2 separate regions of the Homo sapiens genome follow, and region 1 is linked to region 2. Evidence: chromatin loops called from intact Hi-C (ENCODE). Cell type or tissue: heart left ventricle. All regions are shown on one strand.

Evidence for each region. A loop is a pair of places that touch in the nucleus more often than their neighbours do. Peaks named below come from ENCODE experiments on the same cell type or tissue, not always from the same donor. Only the 100,000 strongest peaks of a DNase experiment are listed, where the experiment ranks them.
Region 1: a loop joins it to region 2, with 2.2 times the contacts of the local background. A loop is called at or near these places in 2 of 110 quality-filtered maps.

What each region holds. Positions count from the first base shown.
Region 1 is chr3:120,037,022-120,045,021 of GRCh38, forward strand. The region is part of intron 1 of GSK3B (glycogen synthase kinase 3 beta); the gene reads right to left. It also overlaps the pseudogene RFKP3. Among named protein-coding and RNA genes, the nearest start is that of MIR6529, 44 kb to the right of the region's middle. In heart left ventricle, no CTCF peak of the experiment used is centred here; a DNase peak (open chromatin) is centred at 4,070.
Region 2 is chr3:120,193,872-120,201,871 of GRCh38, forward strand. All of the region lies in intron 3 of GPR156 (G protein-coupled receptor 156), which reads right to left. Among named protein-coding and RNA genes, the nearest start is that of GPR156, 87 kb to the right of the region's middle. In heart left ventricle, a CTCF peak has its summit at 4,661; no DNase peak of the experiment used is centred here.

The sequences.
Region 1 (8,000 bases), 160 kb before region 2:
CTCAGCAGAACAGCAGTTCCTATCACTGCATTAAACAATTATCATCTTGTTTCCTAACACAAAGAAAAATGCTGAATATACAGAAGTATAGAAATACTCCTTATTCACTAGCAATTACTTGAAACAAACAAAAAAATTGCTTTGCTATTTTACTCAAGGTATTGCCCTAAAGGACCCTTGTTTATCTTACTGGCCTTCCAGTTCTAACTTTAAAAACAGATATGCATTTCGCTATTATATTGTAAATGGTCCCTCTATCCACTCTAGAAGGAAGAATCAAATGGCAAGATAAAATAAAGCAATAATTTAAAAGTAATAGCTTATCCAATTATCCAAATTGCTTAACTTCTTAAGCAATTAAGAAACATGAGCTTCTCCATCCAGAAATGGTGACAGACTGAAAAACTGAAGACACATTATCCCGAAGAACTTGTATTCTTATTGGAGAGATAACTCAAAATCTAAAATAAGAAACAATCCTAAATATATTAAGCAAGCCGGTAGTGTGTAATACGTCATATGCAAAGGAAGGAAATATGTTTTATAAAGTGAACTCCAGACTGGGTGACAGGGAGAGACCCTATTTCAAAAAAAGAAGTAAATAAAAAATAAAAATAAAGCACTACAGCTCTTTTTTTTTTTACCATCTTACACATCAAACCTTTAGTCTTGAGGTATTTAATGGTATTTAGTGGTTTCAGAAAATACTGAGCATATAAGCATGCATTTAGAACTCCATTTTTTACATTTTATGCTCTTTATGATGGTTATTCTAGGTCAGTCATTAAACTCCCTTATGTAAATCTGCTTCTGCCAGATGACATCAATAACTACACAAACAGTCCATAGGTTAACACTATTATATTTTCCTGTAATACACTATAGAGAATAAAATAAGAGGAACTGATGAATAAAAAATATATAAAACATCTAAAGAAGTCTTTATTACTAATAATCTTCCATAGCTATAACATATGCAAGATACTGTACTAAACAATTTATATTAAATATTGTTCATTTAACCTAAAAATACATTTACATACAAGGAAACTGAGGCACAGTTCAGTAACTTGTCCAATGTCACAGCAAGTAAATAGCAAATTCGGAATTTATCCCAGAGCCCAGGCGCTTACTCAACATGTTACTTCCTCCTAAGCTATTTTTAAAGGCATAATATGAAGTCAAATTATTAATTACAACAATCTCAGGTTTCTTCTTCAATTTTAGTTATCATAATTCACCCTCAAAACTGTGCCACTGAGGCCAGGCATGGTGGTTCATGCCTGTAATCCCAGTGCTTTGGGAGGCCAAGGTGGGTGTGCTCCTTGAACCCAAGCGTTCAAGACCAACCTGGGCAACATGGTGAAACCCTGGTCCACACCTATGATACCAACTACGCGGGAGGCTGAGATGGCAGCACTGATTGAGCCTGGGAGGTTGAGGCTACAGTCAGCTGTGATCAAGCCACTGCACTCCAGCCAAGGCAAGAGTGAGACTCTGTCTCAAAAAAACATGTGCATCATTGAAAGAGGACATCAAAAAGGGATGGCAGTCTTTTTCTGAAAAATGGTACTAGAATAAGCGACCATCTACATGCAAATAAACACACATCAACTTACACAAAAATTAACTCAAAATGCACAAAAATTCACAAAAATTAAAAAATTAGCTCAAACTGCATCATAGACCTAAAGTAAAATGCAAAGCTATAAAACTTCTAAAAGATAACAGGAAAAATCCAAGTAACCTTTGGTTTGACGAGGACTTTTTACATACAACACCAAAAGCACAGTCCATAAAAAAAAAAAAAATGGAAAAGTGGGCTTCGTTAAAATTAAAAACTTCTGCTCTTTGAAAGAAAGACACTATGAAACAGGATGAAAAGACAAGACATAGACTGGGAGAAAATATTTGCAATACACATATCTGATAAAGGGCTAGTATCCAAAATATACAAAGAACTCTTAAAACTCAATAATAAAACAAATGAATTAAAAAGTGTACAAAAAATCTGAACTGATACCTCACAAAAGAAGATATACAGGTAGCAAATAAGCATATGAAAAGATGCTCAACATCATATGTCATTAGGGAATTGTAAATTAAAACAATGCCATACCATTATACATCCACTGGAACAGAATGGCTAAAATCCCAAACACTGACAACACCAAAAGCTGATGAAAATGTGAGGCAACAGGAACTCTCACTCACTGTTTGCAGAAATGTAAAATAGTACAGCCATTCTGGAAGACACATCAGCAGTTTCCTGCAAAGCTAAATGTAGTCTTACCACACAATCCCAGCAATCACACTCATAGATATTTACACAAGTGAGTTGAAAACTTATGTCTGTAAGATACAATGAATTTTTCTGAATTTCTCTTCAAAGGTTCAGGTTGTTAACTTCCTCGTTTTTTGTTCTCAAACTCAACTTTCTTGTTTTCCATGCCTCCTTGCCTCTAGTTACTGTAAAAAAAAAACCAATCTTCCTGTCAGCTCTTATCAATAGCTTACAACTGTTCCCTTGGTTAAACACTCTGCACCCATTCCACCCATTAGAAACCACACATCACCCTTCGAAACCACACATCCCATCACTGTAACTCACCTTCCCCTTTTCTTATTTGGAAAAAATATTCACAAGTAGCCAATCGGGTCTGCTTAGATTGTGTAGTCCGAACCCAGCCCATGCGGGAGTGACACAGAGGTAGGGACTATGCATTAGAGATAAAAACCCCTTCTCTCCTGTGCTCCCTGTGCTTTTGCCATTGCTCCATCTGCAAGATACACCCTTCTGCAGAAGTAAATTGCCTTGCTGAGAAAACTTTTGGCACTGAGCATTTATCTCCAACAAATCTGCGGGCTCATCCGGGATTCCCATTCTCCTCTGGGAAAGGGTCTTGGTCCTCTCCCGTGAAGAGGTGCGCCCCACTGCCTCGTTGCAGCAGCCTCAGGGATAAAGGAATTGAGGCCCACCCAGTGTGACAAATAAACCCAGACTCTCAGCAACATGGGAAAGAAACAGGCCGGCAGCTCGGGGAAAGGAGGCTCACATACCACAGCGACTAGGTAACTCTGTGCACAGACCAAAGTCAGAAGGTCGCAGGGGCGACAAAGTATTTCCTTGGTGGTTGGGATTCTGGAGGTTAAAAGTGTGTAAATGATCACAAGCACTACTGCTTGCAGTGCTGCTTGTGTGAATGGTACTAAGCACTACTGCTGTGCAGAGTGAGTGGGTCCTATCGGCAGTTCCGTGGTCACCTCATACAGCTTAGGGCGGCCCTTTGGGGATCCTGTCAGGAGTTTATACTGACCCGCCATCAATGCTAAGAGGGACCTGAAATATTCCCGCGAGGGAAGTGGCCAGAGCAGATGCAGCGAAAAAAGGGTGCAAGAAACCTCCAGTAGGTGGGGCTAAAGGATAGGCAAGAAATCTCTAACACAAGGTATTGAGCCTTAACAAGCTCCCCAAGGAAGAATAGGCAAGAAATCACTGATACAAAGGATTGAGCCTTAACAAGCCCCCAGAGAAGAATAGGCAAGAAGTCTTTAGTACAAGGGATTCAGCCTAACTAGGACCCAACATGGGAAATACGCCAAGCAAGACAAGAAGTAAAAAGGATAAAAACAGCAACAAAGATAGTCCCCCCAATCTCTTGTTAAAAGACCTAGCCCCCTAGGTCTCATGTTAAAATATTGGAAAGATAATAAAAGGTTAGAAAAGCCAGTTCCCATGCCTAAAGACCATCACATGGGATCCCCTACACTGTCTTCCCCTGCTCAGTGACCCCAACCCTTTCCTCTCAGGCAGCTGTTGCCATCCTAGATCCTGCTTCATATCCTTCCCCTACTCATGTTACTCCTCCTCCTTACAATTCTCACTCTTGGGAATCAACACCCTATGAACCTATTCCCTCCCAGCCTAAGTATCCCTCCTTAAAGGGACTCCATGCACCTAAGTCGCCAGGCAGCTTTTGTAGGGTGGGCAGCATCAAGGATCTGCCACACTGTGTCACTGGCATCGTCCGGGCCCTGGTGTGCCTCCACAGTAGGCAGAGCCCACGCTCCTGCCCCCTTGCTGGTCCAGGGTTCAGGCACCATGTAAAGGGTGGCTCTGCAAAACATGCAGACCAGGCCACGGGCCAAACCCCGAACAGGCTACATTATGGGACATCTGCCTTACTTCTGCTGGGGCCAAGTGGTGCAGGGATTTGGCTGCGGCTCCAAGCAGCTGGGCATCCCTGCAGCTAATTTTCCTGAGTAAGTGGTAGATAACCTTCCAGCTGATATATCCACCGGCATTTATTGTAGTTGGGCCAGTGCTGGAAGTAGAGATGTCCATAAGATGGTGGTGAGCACAGGATGGAACCCATACTACAAGAATACAAAGAAGCCCATGGAAACACATATCATGCATACCTTCAAAAAAGACTTCTATAAGGAAATCCTCAATGTGATCATTGTTGGCTACCCCAGACCAGAAAAGAACTTTGATTCTTTAGAGTCACTTATATTAAAATATACCACTGGAAAAGTATTACATGTGTATGAGTATGAGGCTACTCTGTTAAAACAAGAGGATGATTTAACCACTGATAATTTGCTTAACCCAGGAGGTTTCTTAACAAGAGTTCTAAATCTAAAAAGAAAGCACACATGTTTAGATTTAATTGATTACCATACAAAGGTCCGGCCAAAGTTAGGAGAAACTCACTTCAGGACTGGGCGACAGTTCTTTATAGATGGCTCCTCCCAAGTGATTGAAGGAAAAAGACACAATGGGTATTCAGTAATTGATGGAGACGCTCTTAAAGAAATAGAGTCAAGAAAATAGCCCAATAATTGGTCTGCCCAAACTTGTGAATTGTTTGCACTCAGCCAAGCCTTAAAGTACTTGCAGAACCAGGAGGAACCATCTATACCAATTCTAAGTACACCTTTGGGGTGGCTCATACATTTGGAAAGATTTTAGGCTGAACGAGGTCTTATTAACAGTAAGGTCAAAACCTTGTTCACAAGGAATTAATCACCCGAGCACTGAATAACCTTCAGTTGCCAGAGAAAATCGCTATTGTCTATGTCCCCAGACACCAAAAAAGCCTGTCTTTTAAGAGTCAGGAAAATAACCTAACAGATCAGATAAGCCAAACAGGCTGCCATTTCTTCTGAAATGCCTGTTCTCCACTTAACTCCTTACCTTCCTCCTCCTACTGTGATCTCTGTTTTCTCTTCCACTGAGAAAGAAAAGCTAGTAAGAACAGGCACTAAAGAGAGCTCAGAATAAAAATAGATATTGACAGACCAAGTCTTGTCCAACCTGCATCAAAGGACTCATTAAGGACCCCAGGCCATGTGTGATGCAGTCTTCATGGAACTTATACCCTAGCCAAAACGGGTTATAGATAGTTGCTTTATATGTAAATATATGAAAACTGATAAACAAACTATAAAAGAGATTATCCCTTGGGGAAAGGAGTCCAGGCTTAAGACCATTCCAAAGTACCCAAATTAATCAGAGATGCCTCTAACGGGTTGTCTAAAATACTTATTAATGACAATAGATCACCTCACTCACTGGGTCAAATGCAACAGCCAATAATATAGTTAAGGCATTAATTAAAAATATAGTGCTCAAGTTCAGGCTAATAAAAAATATTGACTCAGACAATGGAACCCATTTCACAGCTCATATCATTAAAAAGCTATCCCAAGCCCTAAACATTAAATGAAAATATCATACTCCTTGGCACCCACCGTCATTAAGGAAGGTTAAAAAGACAAATCAGAGCTTAAAGAACCATCTAACCAAATTAGTTATAAAGACTCAGTTGCCATGGACCAAATGTCTTCCAATTGCCCTGATGAAAATCCAAACTGCTCCTCAAAAAGATACAGGCCTTTCCCTTTATGAGATGGCTCTACAGACTGCCTTATTTACACTCCACTGCTGACATTCCTACATTTAAAACAAAAGACCAATTCCTCAAGAATTATATACTTGGTCTCTCCTTTACTTTCTCTTTTTCTTAAAACCAAAGGTCTCTTAGCACAGGCGCTAACCCTGGAGCTCTCAGTCCATTAATAACAGCCTGGGGATCACGTCCTCATCAAGGAGGAAAAACTTGAGCTGGCCTGGGAAGGACCTTACCTGCGGCTTCTAACCACTAAAACCGCAGTCCAGACAGCAAAAAAAGGATGGACCCATCACACCCGAGTCAAGAAAACACCACCACCTCCAGAGTCATGGGCCATTATCCAAAGAAAAAAACCTCTCAAACTAAAGCTACAAAAAGTTTAACTCTCTTTCATCTTTCCATCTATTCTATTACTTTCTTCTTTTCTCATTCTATTGATGACCACCTTGTTATCAATGTAACTAGGTCAGATTCACCCCAAATCATTACCTTTGATGCTTGTCTTGTTACACCTTGTGAGGACGAACAATGACAAAGACAAATCTCTACTTTAGAAAAATACCTCTGCCCCTCCAGAAAAGCCACTGACCCTGCATCTTGCTCATGGCAGGGGTACCAAGACACCCCAAATTGAGAGATATGTTCCCAATGGGCAGATATCATCTGGACTACCAGAGATCCGGGCTGGACCTCCCCAGATGGCTGTACCAACCTAAAATCTTACCTCCACTTTTACCAAAGGAACCACCCCCTCTAATTGTCCATCTCACCATTGTAACCCAGTAACTATTTCCATTAATACTCCTACCTCCACCAACCCTACACCCCCTTCAGAGCACTTTTACGGCTTAAGAGTAAAGACCAATGGATACAACCCTATATGCTTCTTTAAAATGCGTTTTATTAACCTCCCTCCTCCTTCTCCATCTAAACCTTCTACCCTGCCCTACAACAATGCTGAAGTAAACATTGTAGAAGCAGATGATCTAAGGCAAACTCTAGCAATTAAAATAGGATATCAAGATACAAATGTCTGGTTGAAATGCATCAAAAATTCTGTCCGCACATTAAACAAAAGCAATTGTTATGCTTGTGTGCATGGCCGGCCAGAGGCCCAGATTGTCCCCTTTCCACTCGAATGGTGCTCCAGTCAACCGGGCATGGGCTGCATGGTAACTCTCTTCCAGGATTCTACAGCTAGGAGTAATAAATCATGCCAAGCTCTCTCCCTGCTCTATCCCAAAGTCCAACACCCTGTGGGTCAGCCCCCAAGGGCCATCCAGCTTCCATCTCTCAATGTCAATTTCACCTTGTGTCTCTCACGGAATGGGAAAAACTTGGCGTTCCTGGGAAGCTTAATGGAACACAGTGAGCTTAGGCCCTTCCAAGAGCTTACCCATCAGTCTGCCCTTAGCCATCCTTGAGCAGGTATATGATGGTATTGTGGTGGACCCTTACTGGGCACTCCACCAAGTAACTGGAGCAGCACTTGCTCTCTTGTCCAGTTGGCTATCCCTTTCACCCTGGCATTTCATCAAGCAGAGAAAAAAAAAAAATCACAACACTGAAAAGTAAGAGAAGCCCCTTATGGGTCTTTTGACTCTTAAGTTTATTTAGACGCAATTGGAATCTCACAGGGAGTACCTGATAAATTCAAAGCCCAAGACCAAATAGCTGCAGGATTTGAATCATTGCCTCCATGGGTAAGTATCAACAAAAATGTAGATTGGATAGATTACATCTATTATAATCAGCAGCGATTTATTAATTACACCAGAGATGCTGTCAAAGGAATAGCTGACCAATTAGGTCCTACTAGCAAGAATGGCTTGGAAAAACAGAATGGCCCTAGACATGATATTAGCTGAAAAAGGTGGAGTTTGTATTATAATGAAAACTCAATATTGTACCTTCATCCCAAACAATACTGCCCCCAATGAGAGCATAGTGAAGGTCTTGCAAGGGATTACAGCTTTATCCAATGAATTAACTAGAATCAACAACTCTTTTTCAAGATGGCTAAAAAGGTGGTTCAATAAATGAAAAGAAATCGTGGCCTCAATTCTTACTTTGCTTGCAGTT
Region 2 (8,000 bases):
AGAAAGAAAGAGGATAAAGGGATTAGAAGCAGGAAATTGGGGAAAGGCCTTTTCTCAAGTATTAATAGTTTTAGATGAGATTGGAGACAAATTTGAAAGTTAGAGGGAGATGTAAATAATCAGGGTTTCAGACAAATACCCTGGGCACCAACAGAAGTTCAGGATGTGAACTGGTTAACCTAAGGGCAATGCCAGGCTCACACTGGACAGTGACTGATACTAATTAATTACAAGTAACAAGAAGGAAAGACATTGTATTTAAGAATTGTAATCTAAATAGTGTATATAAATGCAACATTTCTACTAATAGTCATTTGATAATTATACTTTGTTATACTTTTATTTTTAAATCATAACTAAGGAGGAGAGCATTCTTACCTATGTCTCTTGATGACATGGCAGACTGCCTTAAAGGCAGGGCCAAGGCAAAACTATCCACTTAGTGAAGCTTGTTCTAACCACAGGCAAAGCACCTAGGAGGCACTAAACAGTTTGGCAGTGCTGGATTTGCAAGCATCATAACCGCCAGGAGCACGGCTTAGTTACTTTGTGTCTGACATTGTAATACATCCATACACACAAGAACACCAAACCACTGTCCCAGGCCCCAGGTACTGTCAGCATAGGCCAGTGAATCCAGTTGAGCTTAGCCTTGTTTTGGAGGGAAGATTTTTTTCTTTTTCTAAAAGTGAGAGCAACTTTCATGCACACCCTTTTCTAAAATGAGAATAATAATTATGCGATCTACCTTCAAAGAGTTGTAAGGATTTAATAAGGCAATATGGCAAAATGCTTGGCACATGGCCTGGCACATAGTAGGCATGTTGCCAACATCAGCTGCTTATATTATAATCTCACTGTCCACCTCTTCCAGGTTTTAGAAACCTAGGAATCACCTTTTCCTTCTTCTGTTTCTTTATCAGAAACACCCAATCAATTGCCAAGTTTCTTTCATTTCTTCTTCTTTTTTTAATTTTTTTGAGACAGAGTCTTGCTCTGTCACCCAGGCTGAAGTGCAATGGCATGATCTTGGCTCACCACAACCTCTGCCTCCCTGGTTCAAGTGATTCTCCTGCCTCAGCCTCCCGAGTAGCTGGGATTACAGGTGCCCGCCACCATGCCCAGCTAATTTTTGTGTTTTTAGTAGAGACAGGTTTCACCATGTTGGCCAGGCTGGTCTCGCACTCCTGACCTCAAATGATCTGCCTGCCTCGGTCTCCCAAGGTGCTGGGATTACAGGTGTGAGCCACTGTGCCCGGCCTCTTTCACTTCTTATTTCAAAGTCTCTGAGTTTTCTCTCACTCTCCATCCTTTTTTTTTTTTGAGACAGAGTCTCTCTCTGTTGCTCAGGTTGGAGTGTAGTGGTATGATCTTGGCTCACTGCAACCTCTGCCTCCTAGGTTCAAGCAATTCTTCTGCTTCAGCCCCGAGCAGCTGGGATTACAGGTGCCCACCACCACGCCAGGCTGATTTTTGTATTTTTAGTAGAGAGAGGCTTTTGCCATGATGGCCAGGCTGGTCTCAAACTCCTGACCTCAAGTGATCTGCCTGCCTCAGCCTCCCAAATTTCACTCTCCATTTTTTTTTTTTTTTTGAGACAGTGTCTTGTTCTATTGTGCAGGATGGAGTGCAGTGGGGCAATCTCGGCTCACTGCAACCTCCACCTCCTAGGTTCAAGTGATTCTCATGCCTCAGTCTCCCCAGTAGCTGGGTTTACAGGCACGCACCACCACACCCATCTAATTTTTGCATTTTTAGTAGAGATGGGGTTTCACCATGTTGGCCAGGCTGGTCTCGAACTCCTGACCTCAGGTGATCCGCCCACCTCGGCCTCCCACAGTGTTGGGATAACCGGTGTGAGCCACCGCGCTTGGCCTCTCCATTCTTGATACCATGTTTATCCAGGATACAATCATGTTAGGAGCAATGGAACTGGGGTTGAGGGTAACAGGTGGGAACACCAGCTCTGCCACTCACAGCTGACTAAGCCTGTCTGACCAGGAAACAGGCTCCTATTTCCTCATCTGGAAAATGAAAATAACATCATCTTTTGTATCTACCCCACAGGTTATTGCAAAGATGAGATGATGTATGTGCCAAAACTGTTTGCAAACTTTAAGATGATGCAAAAATATTACTTTTTAGATTTTTGATGTAACCTTCAGCTCTCAGTAAACACCAATTTTTTCCTGTTCTAGTACATTCTGTACATTACATTCAGATTTATTAATCTTCACATGCCACATTTATATTTAGCAAAAGAGCTACATGTATAAACAACAAGCTTCTGTGGTTTACCTTAAGTCTCCTGTATCCAAATTTAAGATCTAGCCCTATCATATGATCCACTTATTCATTCAGGTCTGCCTCCTCAGCCTCCATGTCTTCAGATTGTGGACTTATGGAGAGTGATTTTCCTTAATTTCTTTATCTCTCCACAAAAGAAGGGGAATATGTGGTGAATATTAACTACAGAAGTAAGAACAGTGCTAACCAGCAGCTTCACAAAGCATTTTTTGAAGAAAGGTACTACATTAGAGAGACCAGTGCTGACACTGATTCAGAGCAGAGAGTACTGCTGACCTGGCACCGGCTGCACAGGGCAGTCAGAAGTTTGAGCAATGGCACAAGCAGTGGGACTCCTGCAAGACCCATAACCCAGGCCATTCCTCCCCATGGCCATTCTCACATTCCTGCACATAAGCCATGACTATCTGATGGTGACCTCGTCACCAAGCAACTGCCTGGATTTCACAGCCACATGTCTGTTTGGTCCAGATCACTGATCGGTACGTTTCTCTCATAATTTTTCTTTGGACCCACTTTATTTGAGTACCACTATACAATCAGTTTTCCTTTGAGTGATACAGTACTACATGAAATCCTGATTGAGGATTCCTTCTCTTTCTGATTTAGTTAAGAGGAACTCAATTTAGTTATTTTCCAGAAAATATACATTGAATAGTTTTCACCTCTCAGACAGTGGTGCTAATTCATTATTCAAATAGACATACTATGGACTTATATATGTATATTGTGATATTTTTCCCGAGCAATCTTACTGAAAACTTGCCTCAGGGAACAAAAGATGAATACAAGATGATTTCCCTTTTTTGTTTGGCCAAGTTAACACCTGTGAAGTCACTGAAAGGTGAATCATCTCCAATTCAGCAGGTGAATTATGTATGTCTGGGGAATGTCTTTGCCACGTTGGTAGGAATTCAGTCACCAATGTCATTTATATTTTTCTATTGAGCTAAAAGATGAAGCCTACATAGCTGAATATTTTAATCAGCCACAAACACATAATTTCCACAAAGCAAATAGATTTCAATATTGTATATTTAATTATAGATAGCCAGTACTATCTAGGTTACTTGTCTTCCATTTATGAAGAGTAAAAAGCCTGAATTGGGTTACTGTCAGTCAGAAACAAGGTGAATTTTTTTTTTAAAGGATTATATAGCTTTCTCATTATCTCTTCCTCTTCATTTATTGAGTGGAAATGTAAGACAAGAACTTGCTTGATTTTTCTATCCTCAAGTGAGGTTTCAATACATATAGATAAATATTGAACTACATCTGCAAAACCTGTATAATTCTGCATTATCATTTCAATAGTCTCTAATGAATTCAGATGCTTAAGCCACATCCACCAGCTCAATGGTATGATGTTGCAAAAACTTTATCAAATGTTAATTTCTCAACTTGGCAGTTTATTTTATTTGAAGTTACTGAGTCTGAAAACATGGCCAGAGAATGGAGCACAAGGTACTTGTTGGCATGCTGTGACTAACAGAAAACTTATCCTAAGATGTCACAAGACCATGCTCTCTAAAATGCTATAAAAATTGATGTAAATGGTATCACTGAGCTTTAACCTATCCAAAACCAAATATGAATGTCTTTCCAAAATGCTTTTTAATAAAACAATTAAAATTTAAATTGTGAAAATTTATCTGATTTCTTTATCAACTTACTGTTTTTGATCCATGCTACAATGGGATTGTAAATCTAACTCAAATAAAACTCCAAATACCTTTATCATAATGTTATCTGATGTGTTTCAGCAAATTTGATCTTTTAATATCTTGCTTATTTCTAATGTATACACTAATCTGCACCCAATTAAAATTCTGCACACCTCAAGCTAATATTAGTGTGACCTCTAACTATTTGTATTTAAAGTATCCATCATAAGGCCTGACCCCGTTCCCTACTCTCGTGCCTGGGCCACCATCCTCGTAGAACATCCTAGGAGATTTCATTAGCTTTTCAGCCTCCAGAGTTCTAAATTATTCAATCATAATGATTTCACTTTATTCCTCTTCAGACACCCATCCCCAGGTTACACTCTGGGTCTTAGGGTCACTCAGAATGGTTCCCCTTCAGGAATTGTAAACACCAATATCCCAACACCAATTTGACTACAATCTGTTCAAAATTTAACTCCAAGTCTCCCTCTCAATTGCTCACCTTCTTCCCCATTTCAGATAATGGCAACTCCACCTTTCAATTTGCCTGGACCAAAAACCTTGGAGTCATCCTGACTCTTGCTCACTACCCACATCCAATCTGTCATAAATCTTGTTGGCTCTATCCTCGAAATACATCCAGAATCTAACTCCTTCTCACCACCTCTGCTGCCACCACCTGATCAAAGTCTTACTTTGCATTTCTTATTTGGATTATTGCAATAGCCTCCTAACTGGTCTCCCTGCTTCTACCCTGGCACTTCCCTCAAGTCTATTTTCAACATAGCAGCTAGAGTAATCCATTAAAGAGACATAAGATCACATCACTTCTGTGCTCAAAACCCCACAATGACTCTCTATTTCCCAGAGGGAAAGCCAGTCTTTACCAGAGTCTACAAAGCCTACACACTCGATCCCTGTTGTTTCTTGACCTCATTTCTTACATCTTCTCCAGGCCCACTCCACTCCAGCCACACAGCCTCCTTGCTTTTCCTTGAAAACACCAGGCACTCACACACTGCGAGGCTTTGAAGTGGCTGTTCTCTCTGCCTGGAATATTTCAATACATGTATCTGCATAGCTCATCCTCTTTCTCTCCTGATTGTGTGTTCATATGTTACCTTCTCAACCAGAGCTATGATGACAACCCTATTTAAAATTATACCCTATCCTCGGAATTCTGAATTCTTATTCTGCTCTATTCTCTTCCCCTGCCCCCATCCAACCATAGTACTTATTACCTTTTAACATATTACATAATTTACTTGTTTATTATTATGATTTTATTTATTGTTTTCTCCTCCCAATAGCATTGTGCATGATGTACTCTCAGAACTAGAACACTACCTGGACACTGAAGGCACTCAATAAACATCTGAGGAATAAATGAGTGAGCATCCTATCCTCCAGCCCTCTCATGTGCTTACTCCTGCCACATTTGTACATTGACAGCCTATAGACCTCCAGTCACTTGGTTCTTTTGCTTCCTCATAGTTTATCAGTCTCTCTTACTGTCTCTACCTAATTTCAGATCCCTGGTTGGTCATCTGAACTGTTCTCTCAATAACATCCTATTCCCTTTTCAAACAAGCCCTTCTGCAGCATCTGCCCAATAAAACTCAGATCAGAGCCACAATCCATTGTCTGCTTTTGCATCCGGGCAGCCGAGTGGTGCAGGAGAAAATTAGACAACCTTGCAGATTGTTGCCACCAAAACTGACGTTCTCCAACATCAATCTGCCAAGCTTACTGTGCCATCTATCTTTTTATTTATTCTGAGTTATTTCTTTACATTTTCTTTGTGAGTGACTCACCTCACAGGACTCACAGAAACAAGAGCATGTATCTGTCTGGATGATGCCCTCAGTCTAGGTTTGGTGCCATCCTCTATGTCCCTAAAACACCCCAGGGTCTATGTGCATCAGTACAATTGTCATGTTATATTACCACCTTTTAATGTTAGTTCCACCGGACAGTTTCTACTCCTCAAAAGCCAGGCTGTTTCTTATTCTATAACCCACACCATAGTACGGTCTTTGGAAAATGGTAAGTGTTCCATAACCATCTGTTGAATGAATTCATTAATGGATATGGAAACTCCTTCTCTTCTTCTTTCTTTGTCCTCTTCCCTAATCTTATTTTTCCCTGGCAAAGCACTCCCCTATTAGGCAGAAGGCTGAGGGCTAAGCATGTGTGCCATATGGCTCTTAAAGTACTAGAGATCTGTGAGAGTTGGGGGAGAGTTAGGAACTGGTTCAATGCCTATGTGTTAGGAGGGGCACATTCTGGGTAATTGTAGTGGTTTCAGGGGGATCCCCACAGTCCCCTGGAATGGCTGAGAATTCCTTGGAATTAGTGAACACAAGGGCCAGAGATATTTGGGGGGCTCTGAGTGCTGTGGATGCTGTGAACTTCCATAGACACTGGGTTTTCACCACTTTAACAAATTTGCACACCCCAAACCCTCACTAAAAAGCTTTGCATTCTGGGTAAGCCCTTCCTTTGCCTCCCCTCTTAGCACAGAGCTGAAAAGAGCCTAAAAATAAACGAGAGAAAGCATCCTAACAGGATGCCTGTAAAGCTTTTTCCTCTCATTCTTTTTGTTTCTAGGAAAGTGCAGCACCTTGAAGGAGTGTATATTCACATATGCACTGCGTATATGTTTACTTGTCTCCAGTGAGATAGGGCCACTTGAAAGATTCTTTGCCAATGGCTGAATTCTTGCTGGAGAATTCTCCCAGGAAATGCTTTTGTCCAATATGTTTCTTACGTCGTGTGTTGAGAGCCACGCAGGCCCAGAGATACGATGATAGCCCTTGTCAAGCAATTGATGGATGAAATCTCATCTTCATGACCACACAGATTACAGACTCTCAGCAGACATCTGCATCAGAGGTTAACAACATGCATCCCACCCCCAGGCTTCAGAAAATCTGCTGATCATGGACTGAGTTGCTGCTTGCAGCTAGGCTAGGAAGCAGGCCTTTTTACACCCTTGAAGCCAGTAAATTATAACTTTTTACATCCTTGAAGCCAGTAAATTTGTAAATTATGTTTTGTCATGAGCCAAACACTCAGCACTGCCTCTTGTCCTGGGTGGGCCTGGCCTTTCCAAATCAGCCTGCTTTCCTGTAGTCCTGCTTTGTTTCACATGGAGAGAGTGATATCCTTACCCCGCACTGTCAGTTCAGGCCCACAGCTGCTGAAGTTGCACCTGGAAGAACAAAGACATTCTGCCCACAGAATAGCTGAATGGTTAGCAGTGCTTGGACCTGATGAAACCAAAGGTCTCTTCTAGCTTCTCCCTTCTCAAGTTATGCCAGAGACAGTTGTTTTTTGTTTTTTTTTAGACAAAGTCTCACTCTGTTGCCCAGGCTAGAGTGCAGCCAGGCTGGAGTGCAGTGAGGCGATCTCAGCTCACTGCAACCTCCACCTCCCGGGTTCAAGCGATTCTCGTGTCTCAGCCACCCCAAGTAGCTGGGATTACAGGCACATGCCACCATCCTTGCCTAATATTTGTAATTTTAGTAGAGATGGGGTTTCACCATGTTGAACAGGCTGATCTCAAACTCCTGGGCTCAAGTGACCCGCCTGCCTCGGCCTCACAAAGTGCTAGGATTACAGGCATGAGCCACTGCTCCCAGCCCAGAGACAAATTTCTTTTCTCTATCCTCGGCTTATTAATAAGCTGGTTACACTTTGCATTTCTGTCTCTCTTTCTTAACCAGGAAGGGCAGGCTGACTTGGTTTACCAGAGGTGCAATAGAATTTACACCCAAATCAATCAAATAATCAAATAAACAAAATATTTAGCTATAAGTGTGAAAGAAGACTTGCTAAATATCGTGCCCCCAAATTCCCCTTTAGCAAATGACCTTGTTTTCCCCATGCTTTATGAGTTATTGCTTTAATGATCTTCATGTGCCAAACATTAATTCAACAATTCCTAAATACTAACTTGCCAAGGTATTAAGAACCAGTGATAGGAAGGCAAAGGAGATATAATCTCTGCTATCAGCATATTAG